2 separate regions of the Homo sapiens genome follow, and region 2 is linked to region 1. A link is a loop called in an ENCODE intact Hi-C map of the cell type or tissue named here. Cell type or tissue: MCF 10A. All regions are shown on one strand.

Region 1 (5,000 bases):
CTGAGCGATAAATCCGACTTGCTTAACTATAGATGTGTACTCAGTGGTCTTCAATGCTGGAGGGCACTGAGAAATTAAACTATATTATTTTTTGTTGAAATTAAACTATATTATTTTTGTTGTTTTTCATCCACTTTGTGTGGCAAAAGCCCACGGTACTGACAGGTGACAACGTGCTAGCAGCCCTCGCTTGCTCTCGGCGCCTTCTCGGCCTCCGCGTCCACTCTGGCCGCGCTCGAGGAGCCCTTCGGCCCGCCGCTGCGCTGTGGGGGCCCCTCTTTGGGGCTGGCCGAGGCTGGAGCCAGCTCCCTTTGCTCGCGGACAGGTGTGGAGGGAGACGTGGGGCTGGTCGCGGTGCTCGTGGGCCTGCACCGGTTCTGTGTGGGCGTGGGATCAGCGGCCCCGCACTCCGTGGGGCCTGCCAATGCCGGCTGGGTTTGACTGGAAGCTGGCTCCCATGCGTGGGCCCCCCTTCCCTCTTCGCGGGGTCTTTGGCCACGATGGGGGGCCTCCGTCTCTTTCTCACTTCCCCCCTCTTCCTCTTGGTTGTCTCGAATGAGCTCCCTCTGGGCTGCCAGACTGTCTGGGTTAGGTGTGGCAAAGTCCCGCTGCAGTGCCAGAGAGCGGTGAAGCCAGCTGGGCTTCCGGCACGGGTGGGGACTTGGAGAACTTTTGTGTCTAGCTAAAGGATTGTAAATGCACCAATCAGCACTCTGTCTAGCTAAAGAATTGTAAATGCACCAATCAGCACTCTGTCAAAACGGACCAATCAGCTCTCCGTAAAATGGACCAATCAGCTCTCTGTAAAATGGACCAATCAGCAGGATGTGGGTGGGGCCAGATAAGGGAATAAAAGCAGGCCACCAGAGCCAGCAGCAGTAACCCGCTTGGATCCAGGTCTGTACGCTGGGAGCTGTATTCTTCAGCTCTGTGTAATAAATCTTAATGCTGGTCACCCTTTGGGTTAGTGCTGCTTCTCTGAGCTGTAACACTCACCGCGAAGGTCTGCAGTTTCACTTCTGAAGTCAGCGAGACCATGAACCCACTAGAAGGAAGAAACTCAGGACACGTCTGAACATCTGAAGCAACAAACTCCGGGCACGCAATTTTTAAGAACTGTAACGCTCACTGCGGGTGTCCGCAGCTTAATTCTTGAAGTCAGCAAGACCGAGAACCCACCAACTCCGGACACAGTACTTTGATATCTTTTGCTCTATTTGCGTTTTTGTGTAACCTTATATTTCTGACTACTTTAAACCTACATATTATTAAGTCAACAAAGTTTAGCACTTTTTATATTCACGGATTTTATCTTTTATTATAACGTGAACTTTTTTCCATTTGATGCTTTTCAAATACTTCTGAAGCATTCTTAAATTTTTGCTTTCTTTGTATTTGTGTCAAGTAGACGCACTTTTTCCCCACTCTTCAATTTTTTCTTTTATGTGTTAATACATTTTTAAGTGTTAATTTTAAGCAATTCCTCCTCTTCCTCGTATTTCTTGATACGGTGTTGAGCATCGATTTGCTTGGGACTGTTTGGTTCATTTGATGTTTGCAATCCTCGAAGGCACAGCTATGAGCTCCGTTTTTTGGTTGAGGTAATTAAGTAGCAGGGTAAAGACTCAACAGCTAATCAATGGCCAACTGAGATTTGAACCCAAATTTATCTGGTTGCAAAGCTCGTGCTGTGTTCCATGCTGCTTGGAGATTTTTTTTTTCCACCAAATCTGAGATTGTCGGAATTTTGATTAGAAAGAATGAAATATCTATTTATGACTATAATGCTATTATGACAAGAAATCATTTAGCCAAATTTGCCTTTGGATGAATTGTCCGTGCCAAAAGGCCTTTGTCTTTTGGGTAAATTGGCTAATTGACAAACTACCAATTAGCCATTTTATTTGTTTTAATTTCCAGCTTTCCGTACTCTGTGTCTTTTAAGTTGTTTGTGCCAGAACGGTGCTATGTGTATCAGATGCTCAGTAATTATCTGTGGAACAAGTCACTGGTCTATAATGATATTGTTGTTGTCAATCTACTTAAGAACCAAAAATAAACTCCTCTTTTAATTCCCCCTATATAGAATAAGTCGCTTTGCATGTTTCTCATTCTTCTTTAACAATCCCTGTTCTTCCTCCATCTTCTATAATTTACTCAGAAGTAAATACGCAGACTTTTATTAAGTATTTTTCTCATGTAAAGTACACTTTTCAAGTTATTTTCATCTTTGTCCTTCCATTTTATATTCTGCTTTGCTTTGGTGTATTTCCGGTTCCTCTCTAATGCTTACTAATTTCAATATCCACCTCTAGTCCTATACGAGGACTTGCTATCTGGGGGTGGTTGATTTTTATTTGCCCCTTGATGGTCTAGTGCAGGTTTGGAGAAACTCAGGAACGAGGAATAGTCGTGCAGTGTCTGAGCCTTTGCCCTCCTGAGAACTGCTTTTCAGTTGTTTTCATGCACACAGGTTGCAGTGCTCAGCCCTGCCCCATTCAGCTCTTGAGAGGCATTCTTCTGGCTCCAGCAGATTCAAGATGGGAGAGAATGGAGACGGGTCTCCAAAGCACTATGGAATGCAGTGCATTCTGTAGGTTTTTCATGTGTTTGGTCGATACAGACGCAGAACATGCAATGCTATGCCACCTCCCTGGCCCTCTGCCCCTCCTGCCTTGCCTCATGCTTTGAGGATTCCATCTCTTCTGAGTTGGAGGAGCCGCCACCTCCCAGTGCACCTCTTCTGTGTAATACTGGGTTGCACAATAGAAATCGTTATCCTCGTCTGAGTGTTGAGCTGGGAAGAGGGAGCAAGTATGGACTAGTAGGGTGGTGATTCACCTACCGTTTTGGTGACCCTGTGCTTGTAACCCATCATTGGGATAGGGCAGCACGGCTACATTAATGACTCAACCTCCTCCTATCCATTGGAATGTGAGGCTCCGCTTCAGAGGAAGAGAACACATCACCTGGAGCTGAGCTGCTCGAGCTTACCCTGCACCGTGAGAAGGCTTCATCAGCCGTTGTCCCCAGCAACCTCCACTGCTGATGGGTCTTCTACGCTTCATTTGCTAGTCACACCGCCCTCTTGTGGTGGGGCCGGGGGAGTGTGCGCACCGATTGGTTACTCGGAAGCATTCGCATTTGCTGTTTCCCTAGAAACATTTGTTAGGTGGCACAGGTGTCTCCTGTAAGTTTCAGGGGGCGTGAAACTTACAGAGAGCATATTCTCTCCTCAGACCCTCTCAAGCTTAAAAGGCTTTGTTCGGTTCATCCCTTTCATTCTCTGTTGAGGAGACCGAGGCCAAATCACCAAAGCATCTTGCTAAAGCCTTTAAATGTCCACATCAAAACCCAGGTCACTTTTCCAGGGTTCTTTCCCTTTACATACAACCTGCACCTAATCACAAGAATTGTTTCTGCCATTTAGATTTGGTGTGGCATCCAAGAAAAAACTTTCCTGAAGGGATTAGGATTCCAAATGTTTGGAAATACGCAGCAATTTGGCGTCTTCTGTGCATAATTGCAGTCTCCAGGCGACAGGCCGGGGCGCCGGGATGTGTGAGGACCAGGCTGCCCCACCCCCATGTGGATGTGTCTGTCCATGATGGGCGTCCGCCAAAGCCTCAGCCTCTGCTGAGACCCAGACACATAGGGACCCTACAGGATGAGGACGTGCAGCCCAGGCAGACACCAAAACATGCTCAGTTTCTCCAGTGCCACAAAAACTGCTCCTTTAGCAAATTCAACCTATCCTGCACATTAAGCTTTCGATACTTTTAGCTGTTGTCCTGTTTTACTAAATGTTTTAGCATTGCTGAGCCAAACCCACACATCTCCATTGTTTAGAATCTGAGCAAGAGAGGCAGAGGCCTAGATTCTTCAGCAGTTCTAGAAACTGGAGAGTTCTCAAAGCTTCAAACAATAACCTACATACTGCAAAACGTGTGAATGTGTACAAACCAATTTGTTAATTAGAATATTGCCTTAGGGTCAGGCATGATGGCCCACTCCTGTAATCCCAGCACTTTGGGAGGCCAAGGCAAGAAGATCGCTTGAGTCCAGGAGTTTGAGATCAGCCTGGGTAATGTAGTGAGACCCCATCTCTACAAGAAATGTAAAAATTAACCAGGTGTGGTGGAGCATGCTTGTAGTCCTGCTACTTGGGAGGCTGAGGCAGGAGAATCGCTTGAGTCTAGGATGTCCAGGCTACAGGGAGCCATGTCATTGCACTCCAGCCTGGGTGACAGAGTGAGACCCTACCTCAAAAACAAAAAAACTATGTTGCCTCAGAATTCACAACTTTTCTGGAAACTGTGAGGCTCTTGGGAAAGTATTTGTGTGCCTGTGTTGGGGGTTTAGATATATGAATTTTTCACATGATGTTGGCGTATGCAGCAATGCAACATTTCAAGGTCTGGAATCCCTTTACTGGTTTAAGAATATTAAAAGTTAACTGAATTTTCTCTAAAATCATCATATCTGATATGTTTACATGAAAAATCATTTTTTCTTGAAATCTAGTAATTTTTAAAAAATAATTAGTTCTGTGCAGAAGCTCTTTAGTTTAATTAGATCCCATTTGTCAATTTTGTCTTTTGTTGCCATTGCTTTTGGTGTTTTGGACATGAAGTCCTTGCCCACGCCTATGTCCTGAATGGTAATGCCTAGGTTTTCTTCTAGGGTTTTTATGGTTTTAGGTTTAACGTTTAAATCTTTAATCCATCTTGAATTGATTTTTGTATAAGGTGTAAGGAAGGGATCCAGTTTCAGCTTTCTACATATGGCTAGCCAGTTTTCCCAGCACCATTTATTAAATAGGGAATCCTTTCCCCATTGCTTGTTTTTCTCAGGTTTGTCAAAGATCAGATAGTTGTAGATATGCGGCATTATTTCTGAGGGCTCTGTTCTGTTCCATTGATCTATATCTCTGTTTTGGTACCAGTACCATGCTGTTTTGGTTACTGTAGCCTTGTAGTATAGTTTGAAGTCAGGTAGTG
Region 2 (5,000 bases), 350 kb after region 1:
CAGAGTGAACAGGCAACCTACAGAATGGGAGAAAATTTTTACAATGTACCCATCTGACAAAGGGCTAATATCCAGAATCTACAAAGAACTTAAACAAATTTACAAGAAAAAAACAAACAACCCCATCAAAAAGTGGGCAAAGGATATGAACAGACACTTCTCAAAAGAAGACATCTATGCAGCCAACAGACACGTGAAAAAATGCTCATCATCACTGGTCATCAGAAAAATGCAAATCAAAACCACCATGAGATACCATCTCACGCCAGTTAGAATGGCAGTCATTAAAAAGTCAGGAAACAACAGATGCTGGAGAGGATGTGGAGAAATAGGAATGCTTTTACACTGTTGGTGACAATGTAAATTAGTTCAGCCGTTGTGGAAGACAGTGTGGTTATTCCTCAAGGATGTAGAACTAGAATTACCATTTGACCCAGCAATCCCATTACTGGGTATATACCCAAAGGATTATAAATCATTCTGCTATAAAGACACATGGACATGTACGTTTATTATGGCACTACTCACAATAGCAAAGACTTGGAACCAACCCAAATGTCCATCAATGATAGACTGGGTAAAGAAAATGTGGCACATATACACCATGGAATACTATGCAGCTATAAAAAAGGGATGAGTTCATGTCCTTTGCAGGGACATGGATGAAGCTGGAAACCATCATTCTAAGCAAACTATCACAAGGACAGAAAACCAAACACCACATGTTCTCACTCATAAGTGGGAGTTGAACAATGAGAACACATGGACACAGGGCAGGGAACATCACACACCGGGGCCTGTCGGGGGGCAGAGGGCTGGGGGAGGGATAGCATTAGGAGAAACACCTAATGTAAATGACGAGTTGATGGGTGCAGCAAACCAACATGGCACATGTATACCTATGTAACAAACCTGCACATTGTGCACATGTACCCTAGAACTTAAAGTATAATAAAAATGAAAAAGAAAGTGGAGAAAAAAACTTTTAAATGAATGTTACTTTAATGTGATTTTACTTCCCTTGACTCCCTCAACCCTACCATCTATTATTATTATGTTATTCTTCCACAAAACTATTTTTTCAAGAACTAGTTTAGGGATTTTGCATTCAATTCTGTAGTTATACTCAATTCTATATGCTTAATCAGTTTCAATAATCAATTTTAATTCATTTCACCTATACCAATGCTGCCCAATAGAAATATGCAAGCCATATACGTAATTTAATATTTTCTACTAGTTTCACTTTAAAAGTAAAAAGAAACAGATGAAATTAGTTTCAATAAATTTTATTTAATGTGATATATACAAAATCATTTCAACATGTAATCAATATAATAATTTCTAATGAGATAGTTTATATTCTTCTTTTCCAACACCATATTTGAAATCTGGTGTGTGTTTTATACTTAGGATATATTTCAGTTGGGATTCGTCAGTTTTCTAATACCCCCACCACATGGGCGAGTGGCCACTGCGCTGGTCATCCCAGGCCCACACTCAGGCTTTCCTTAGGCTTAGGTTTGGAAGAATATAAGAACAATCTTTTTTTGAGCTCTTGCATTATCTGGATGTGTCTTCCACTGTTTTTATGTATGAAATGACAATCTAGCTAAATAGTAAGAATCTTGGGTCAGTTTCTTTCTCTCCAAATGTTGAAGCAACTGTTCCTTTTTCTTCTGGCATTTAGGGCCACAGAGAAGTCTACAGCAAATCTGACTTTGGTTCTTTTCAAAAGAACCTATTTTTTCTTGATGTACAATATACTTGTAGGATTGTTTTTGGTTGTTCCCCCCACCAAAAAAAACAAAAACAAACCGAAAAAAACACCTGATCTCAACAATACTGCCAATATTGTGAGTTTCCTTTTTACCTGGCACATGAAAGCCCTTTTCAAGTGCAGACTCATAGAAGGTCAAGCTTCACGCTCTTTACGAAAAGTACAAAGCACCTCTAAAAAACAGACTTTCAATGTCGCATTAACTGAGATCAGAAAGCTAGTAAACTTCGTTCTTATCACATTTTACTCAGAAATCTATATTACTGTCCAAACGACAAATGTCCAAATTGTGGCAGAAAACCACATTACAAGAGAACTATGCCCGCTCCCTAGCACTCAGAGGCCTCGTGATGGGCTTAAAGCACCCCCTGGTGTTAGCATGGGGCTCACCAGAGGCTACAGCATGAAAAATGTCCGTAATTCCCCTAAATGCACATAGCTTCGTTTTTCACCTCTGGCAAGTGCTTCCCCACATTTTATCATTCATTCCCTTCCACTTCCCCCTTTCTCTTCTAACTTCTGTTCAACTGGCGATGAAATTCATCTCTTCAACAGTTGATGACATGCACTTAACGTCCACTGCTATGCTAGCCACGAGAGGGAGATGAGAGGCACTGGTCTTCACCTTATGAGATGCCCATTCCAGGGGAAAGTCAGTAACTGATCTTCCCTCCTGAGCCATTTGGTCCTGAAGCCATGAAGTGGGCAATGCCAGGGAAGCATGTACACTAGGCTGGGGGTGGGAGAGCCCGGGGTAGGGAGAATGGAGGCAGGAGCCCAGCACAGGAGGGAGAGGGCACCCACACGGCCAGGGAGACCAGGTAGGGAGGGCACAGACATTTGCACACACACATGTACACACACATACACAGACATGCACATACACATATATCACAGACATAGCCATGCATATATACACATGTACACATGCATGCAGACATGCACACGTATACATGTATACACTCAGACACGCACACATACGCATACACAGACATGCACAATACAGACATAAACATACACACATGCACACACAGACACAGACATTCACATAGACATGCACACACATATATACACATGCACACTTACAGACACACATACACGTTCACATATATACACACATACATACAGACATGCACACACGCATATATAACAAACACAGACACATACATTTTCCCCCTCTAGCTCTGTTCACTGAGATGACCTGAGAGCTGAACCTCCAAAAGTGGCAAACACTCCATTCTCCAATCAAAGGACCCAGGTCTCCTGGGGAAATGGCTGATTCTGGGGCTGGAGCAGGGAAAGAACAGGATGAGCCAGAAAGCAAGGAACAGCTCAAAGAATGCTGGGCGCAGGCTGAAAGGACACAAAGCCAGCTTGAAGGAGCTCTCCAGAGCCAAATCTGAGGCCATCTGCGCATGAAAATCATGGCAGTAAGAGATTACAGCCCACAGAGTCCAAGTGGAAGGCACAAGCCCATAATGATACAAACAAATGATTAAACTTAGTGAAGCACAGGGTACTTCGATTGTACAAAGTACTTCCTCCAAAATGCTAGTAATTACAAAGAGAAAAGGAGCGGCTTGACTGCAGAGAAGCTGGCAGACAGCATCCACATCGAGAGGCCACGGAGAGCGTCTGCAGTCAGGAACAATCTGAAACCTTGAACCACTCAGCAAGACGCAGCAAAGGCAGCACAGCCTCGTTTCTGGAAGGTTTCGGCCCAGGATGCAAAGTCTGACTCTAATCACAAGGAAACACCACACAAACCCAAACCGGGGGCCAGTCAGGAAAATAGCTGTACTGTTCAAAACTGTCAAGGCCAAATCAAGGGAAGAGCACAGACTGTTTGAGACTGAAAGAAACTTACAAAACACCTAACTCATTCTGGACTGGATGCTTCTGCAACAAAAAGCAGCAGAGCCAGAAAGCTCCCGCATGGAAGACAGTGGAACGCGCTCCACTTTTAATATCACTACCATTAATCTCTGAAGGCTCTGAAGTTCCCAAAAGTGTCTTTCACAAGTGAATGCTTTGCCTGCTTCTAAACCCGCTTTTCTTAGAAAGCTAATTTCAAAATTGTTAAAAATATATATTTACTTTAATTGCTTGGTTATTACTATTAAAATAACAGCATTATTTTCTATCATTTTTTACTGTAAATGAACTCTACTTGTACAAAGTACTTTTATTGTAGTACAATAAAAGCTTTGTTAAGCTACCTAGAAACCCAGTCAGAACCCAAAATACTAATATACAGAAATTACTCCCAAGTTTTAAAAACTAACATGGTGCATCATGTAAGAGTATAGACACAGTGTATTTTATTTACAAAGTATTTATCAATGGCCAGGCGCAGTGGCTCACGCTTGTAATCCCAGCACTTTGGGAGGCCGAGGCGGGTGGATCGCCTGAGGTCAGGAGTTCAAGACCAACCTGGCCAACATGGTGAAACTCTGTCTCTACTAAAAATAAAAAAAAATTAGCTGGACATGGTGGCAGGCGCCTGTAATCTCAGCTACTAGGAAGGCTGAGGCAGGAAAATCACTTGAACCTGGGAGGCAGAGGGTGCAGTGAGCCGAGATCACGCCATTGCACTCCAGCCTGGGCAACAAGAGTGAAACTCCGTCTCAAAAAAAAATTATTAATAACAATATCTAAAATAAATGTATTTCTACTTTATTTTCATTTTTTTTCTTTAAGGGATTTAAGAATATTCCTGAAAATATAAAACTTACATAGAGCAAAGCCTGGTATAATACAAGCCCTTCACTAAGTGAATGTCAGTCCTGCCCTCTGTGACAAGTATTGTAAGTATTATCAAGAGGCTTTATTAGTTTAAAAGGGGTCACATCTGGGGATGGAGGAAGTCTACTGGCCAGAAGAAACCGTACGGAGATTTCAATCAGAAAAACCTTAATAACAGTCCAATATGAAAAATTATATATGCATCACTGCTATAAATAGGAAATCGAAGCATTTTAATGCCAAGAATCTTAGTGTTTCTTTACTCTAAAATATCCCCTATAATCCATACCCTGGAGAAAAGTAATAAAGTTGTGCCATTGTTTCGTCCATTTCAGCCCTCCTGAGCCTGCTTTACCCACATTAAATTAAAAACTCAATAAAACCTAATTCATTCAGCCAAGTCCTGTTCCTCTAGTGATAGCTCTTCACTGGAAGCTGCTTTTCAGGTCAGAAACAGACAGCAAGGAATAATAGA

What was found. Hi-C counts contacts between places; a loop is a spot of excess contacts. Peaks named below come from ENCODE experiments on the same cell type or tissue, not always from the same donor. Only the 100,000 strongest peaks of a DNase experiment are listed, where the experiment ranks them.
Region 2: it touches region 1 in a loop (9-fold over the local background); 4 of 110 quality-filtered maps call a loop at or near these places.

The regions. Positions count from the first base shown.
Region 1 is chr2:238,718,416-238,723,415 of GRCh38, reverse strand. LINC01937 (long intergenic non-protein coding RNA 1937) reads right to left here and starts at 3,427. Exons shown (of 3, transcript XR_924050.2): 1 at 2,995-3,427. In MCF 10A, a CTCF peak has its summit at 3,090 (motif pointing left); a DNase peak (open chromatin) is centred at 2,905.
Region 2 is chr2:238,368,097-238,373,096 of GRCh38, reverse strand. All of the region lies in intron 15 of TRAF3IP1 (TRAF3 interacting protein 1), which reads right to left. Among named protein-coding and RNA genes, the nearest start is that of TRAF3IP1, 50 kb to the right of the region's middle. In MCF 10A, a CTCF peak has its summit at 2,138 (motif pointing left); a DNase peak (open chromatin) is centred at 2,136.